2 separate regions of the Homo sapiens genome follow, and region 1 is linked to region 2. Evidence: read pairs that join two places in POLR2A ChIA-PET (ENCODE). Cell type or tissue: Panc1. All regions are shown on one strand.

What was found. Peaks named below come from ENCODE experiments on the same cell type or tissue, not always from the same donor. Only the 100,000 strongest peaks of a DNase experiment are listed, where the experiment ranks them.
Region 1: POLR2A ChIA-PET joins it to region 2 with 5 read pairs; 2 of 35 experiments call an interaction of 5 or more read pairs at or near these places.

Annotation. Positions count from the first base shown.
Region 1 is chr1:237,203,836-237,206,335 of GRCh38, reverse strand. All of the region lies in intron 1 of RYR2 (ryanodine receptor 2), which reads right to left. Among named protein-coding and RNA genes, the nearest start is that of RYR2, 160 kb to the right of the region's middle. In Panc1, no CTCF peak of the experiment used is centred here; no DNase peak of the experiment used is centred here.
Region 2 is chr1:236,904,263-236,906,762 of GRCh38, reverse strand. No RefSeq gene overlaps it. Among named protein-coding and RNA genes, the nearest start is that of MT1HL1, 99 kb to the left of the region's middle. In Panc1, no CTCF peak of the experiment used is centred here; a DNase peak (open chromatin) is centred at 1,422.

The DNA of each region.
Region 1 (2,500 bases), 300 kb before region 2:
GAGCAGCTCAGGCTCATGTTCGGCCGAGTTTCAGGGTATTCAGGACCTGGCTGCAGGGAAAATGGAATCAAACAGGTAGATGCTCTGGACCCAAGCCCTCAGGTGATGACTCACCTCCCTCCTGGGGGTCCTAGTGGCTCACGGTCCCCCTGGTACTTCCAGGCCCTGCAGACTGTGGCTGGAGCCCTAGGAGCCAAAGCACTGTCCAGAAAGGCTGGAACTTGGCCTCCCAGTGAGCCGGCTTCTGCCTCTTGAAGTCATATTCTTCCCGGAGCTCCTGGAGCACCCGCTTGGTGGACCCGGTGGCCATCCACACTTCCTGAGCCATTTCCTCGTGGAAGAGGATCTCCCGCTGGAACTTCTCCAATTTCTAGACCAGGTCTTGTGCAATCTTCTTGAGCCAGTCGCGGGTCTGACTCACGGCTTCCAGTTGTCCTGCATCTTGCCAAGCCTCCGGTCCAGGTCCAGACAGTAGGCGTCCTCCTCCATGCACTCCTGCTGAGGCCCCATCACGGCTCTCTGCCCAGTGCAGGAAGAGTGGGGGCCTCAGCTGCAGCTGCAGGACCTCCGTCTCCAGCCGTGCCCTTGCCCCCTGCAGAGAGGCCTGCTCCCTGAGCACAGATTGGATTTGGGCTCTCACTTTTTAACTCCTTTGGATTTCTTTGGAGTAAAGAAATTGTTTCTTCTGGGGCAATCCAGGACTGGCCTCAGGCATAGGTGATGTGAGGCCACCACCAGCCTGGGTGCCAGCCCCATCCTGCCTCTGACCTTTCTGTGGCCCTCACCCTGGACCAAATTCTGCTGGGCCAGCTCTTCCCTCCTTCTGATTGCACATAGTCTCTTGGCCACAAACGCCACCATGGCACTGCAGGCTCGGATCCCCCATGGCATCCATATGTTTGCAAGCACCTGTCCCAGGATGCTGTAAACAGCTTGTACGGCTGCCCACAGCTGGACCAGCAGCTGCTGAGAGAGCATTTCGTGGCAGGCAGCAAGCCCTCCATGGCTCCCAAGGGCTCTACAGCTCTGCCTCCCCTTGCCAGTCACCTGTGGGCCACAACTCAGCACTCGGAACCCTGTGGTGTATTCCAACCCTGTCACAAACAAGGGCCCACCAACCAGCGTAGCCCATTTGCTAGGCTTGGGGGAGAGGGTGCAGCCTGTGTTCTAGAAAACCATGTCCTTGATTTTGCTGTGCAAATAGAGGCTAACGTTACTTATGCAGTGCCTTGGGGGAGCTCATGTCAGCCCCTAGCTCAGGCCACTCCAGGCCCCACCTGGCCCTACTGCACAGCTAGCCGGTCAAAGCAGGACCATGCCACAGCCCTGTGTCCTCTCAGGGCAGTGGGGAGGCCCGTCCCTGCTGAGGCTCATTACCCTGATTTAGTTTCCTTCTGCTGTAGGGAAGCCTGGTCCTGCCTGCAAAGAATCTGCCTCCCTTGCTGGATTGAGCTCCTTGAAGAAGGGACTCTGTTTTCTCCATCACCACATCCCTACAGCTCACCAATGCCCAGCATATGCCAGGGGCTCAGTCGTTGACTGTCTGGTTTTCTTGTTGAATCTCCTCTGACTTAGGACATGTCATTTGCCCCTCCTGACCTCCATATTCAGATCTGTACATAAGAGTAAGTAGGTAAAGACTCCTCTAGCTTTAAAACCCCGCCAATATAAAGTGAAGTCTGAAACCAGAACCAGAGCTAAGGAATGCGGAATGGAGCATTTTCCCAGGCGTGATGGATGAGAGCTACTGACATGGCTGTTAGGGTGGGACCCCGTCACCTGAATGCATTTGCAGGATTCGACCCTAGTTTTCTTTCTTTTTTTTTTTTTTTGTTTTTGTTTTTGTTTTGGTAACAAGAACATTCATAACAGCTTTATTCATGACAGTCAAAAAACAACAACAACAGTATCAGCAATAGGAAAATAAATTCTAGTATATTCAAAAATAGAACACTACTCAACAATAAAGGGACAGAGGATATGGGAATCAAAAGTAGAGGGATAACTACTGATATAACAAAGACATGGGCCAGGCGTGGTGGCTCACGCCTGTAATCCCAGCACTTTGGGAAGCCAAGGCGGGTGGATCACCTGAGGTTAGGTGTTCGAGATCAGCCTGACCAACATGGTAAACCCTGTCTCTACAAAAAATACAAAATTAGCCAGGCGTGGTGGCACACATCTGTAGTCCCAGCTACTCGGGAGGCTGAGGCAGGAGAATCACTTGAACCCAGGAGGAGAAGGTTGCAGTGCGTCATGATTGCGCCACTGTACTCCAGCCTGGGCAACAGAGCAAGACTCCATCTCAAAAACAAAACAAAACAATGACATGAATGGGTTCTCAGAAATAGTAACTTCAATGAAAGAAGCCAGACACAAACGAGCCCACACTGTATTATTTCATTTATGTGAAGTCGAAGAACAAGGAAAACTAATCTATGGTGAGAGGAATCTGAACAGTGTAGTCCATGGAGGTGGAGACTGCACGGAATAGGGCAAG
Region 2 (2,500 bases):
GCATTGTATGTCCAGCCCTGGCACAGGATCTAGCCCAATACATATTTGATGAATGAACAGATAATATGAATGAATGCACAAATGCCATATTACAGCAAATATTTCACCTCTTGGGGATCTTAGCTAAAGCAAAAGTAGAGGAAATTTGTCCAGCCAGCATTTCCTCTCTCTAATATCATAACCACTATTTGAGCTCATTGGAAGAGAAGCTTAAAAGGCAGACATAAATGTTTATTCCTCTATCGCTGCAAATCTTAGCACAGCCTTGATAACCAAATACCAATCAACTCTACAAAATAACAGACTTTGGCCGGGCACAGTGGCTCACACCTGTAATCCCACAATTTTGGAGGCCGAGGTGGATGGATCACTTGAGGTCAGGAGTTTGAGACCAGCCTGATCAACATGGTGAAACCCTGTCTCTACTAAAAACACAAAAATTAGCCAGCGTGGTGGTGGGTGCCTGTAACCTCAGCTACTCAGGAGGCTGAGGCAGGAGAATTGCTTGAACCCAGGAGGCCAAGGTTGCAGTGAGCCAAGATTGCACCACTGCACCCTAGCCTGGGCGACAGAGCAAGACTCCATCTCAAAAAAAAAAAAAAAAAAAGAAAAAAAGAAAGAAAAAAAAGCACACCCATCCCTCTGGATGGAATGGGACATCCATTTCCCTACAGAAGGCATGTTTTATCCCTTTAATGTTGGTAGGAAAATGGTTGGGTAAAGTCCTTTCCATCTCTCCCCATTTTGGGGGCAGTCATGTCCTCATTACTGTTTCCTCTCTCTCATCTCCAAATATATATCCACAAATGTTTGCTACTTATATTACAAAACCTTTAGAAAATTCTCTCTTCCCACCTTCCAGAGTTCTCAACTTTCCCGTTCTCTTCAACCCTCCTCACTTTTCAAGTAAAATTTCAAAGGTGGCATCCAAAGCCAAACCGCACTTTTCACTTGACAAAACCCAATAATTACTCTGTTTTCTTAAGTCAGATGCTCCTGCTAATCTGATACAAACCATCCAAAATTAGCGCCTTCCTTCCCCTTCAATGCCAATGGTATTAAATGACTCAACTCTGCCTCACACCAGCCCCTTCAGCTTCCAGGGTTTGAGCTGACCTCCTTGTCAGGACACACTCTCTTGTTCTGTAGCATCTTTTCCATTCACCATGATAAACCATCTTCTTCACTTCAGCACCCCTCTCTATAGCTTAAATAAAGTCAGGCTTGGCTCTTTCGACACAGGGTTATAGCAGCAGCAGATGCTCTGCTATCTGGCATAGTTGGGAGAAGGAAAAATGTTGCTTAATCTATATTCCAGTTAAAGGACAGGGGTCACATTTATCAAACTTGGGTGGTCAACCTTCAAATACAGTGATTCACATGGTAAAGTGTACTTAGTACTGAAGTGACACTGAATTTTGATGAGTCTTTGATGATTCAGAAGGTACTGCAGGAATATTGCAACACTTATGAGTCATCATTATGAGTATCAGCGATCACTGGATTGTAGGTTTTGAAAGGCCGCTGATGGATGGACCAGATTTGCTTCTGTGCAGTTGTCTGTTCCCTTGCATTGGACAGTGGCAGCACATCTCTGAACTTGCCTGGAAAATCTCTGGAGGGCACTAGCTGGCATCTTGGCGTCTGTTCAACAAATATTTAAGTTCCTACTATGTGCCTGGCAGAATTGCTAGATTTTTGGTTCTGACATTATCTACTGCATATGATGATCTTTCCTCCTTGAGTGCCTTAGCAAATAGAATGGGTACCATGCCTCCCTGTCTCTTTTAGGAAAAGGTTTGTTTTTTTCTATTTTTCCCAGTTGATGGTTAATTTTAACAAATGGAGAAATTTCACAGGGTCTTTCTCTTGATTTTTATCTGATCTGTTGGGTAATAATGCACAATTGGAGTGTAAAGCATAACTAGGTTTCTGAATTATTTTCAGCTGATTGACAATGTTTCTAACTGCAAAAGAGAACAAACTCATTTCTATGCCAAACAGGACTAAAAAACATTCATGGATGTGTCCACTTCCTTGTAACTCACCAATTTATTTTGGTTGGGGGGGGGGCGGTAATACGTCCACTGATTGATATTTGATCCCTAACTTTATTCAAGACTTATTTATTTATTTATTTGAGACAGAGTTTCGCTCATTGCCCAGGTTCGAGTGCAATGGCACGATTTCGGCTCACCACAACCTCCACCTCCCGGGTTCAAGCGATTCTCCTGCCTCAGCCTGAGTAGCTGGGATTACAGGCATGCACTGCCACGCCCTGCTAATTTTGTATTTTTAGTAGAGACGGGGTTTCTCCATGTTGGTCAGGCTGGTCTCAAACTCCCGACCTCAGGTGATCCGCCCACCTTGGCCTCCCAAAGTGCTGGGATTACAGGCATGAGCCACGGCACCCAGCCTCAAGATTTAATTTGAAGGCCCAGTGGAGAGAAATGGGCTCCTGCAGACCAGGAAGCAGTCCTGGCTCTGCTGGGGACCAAGC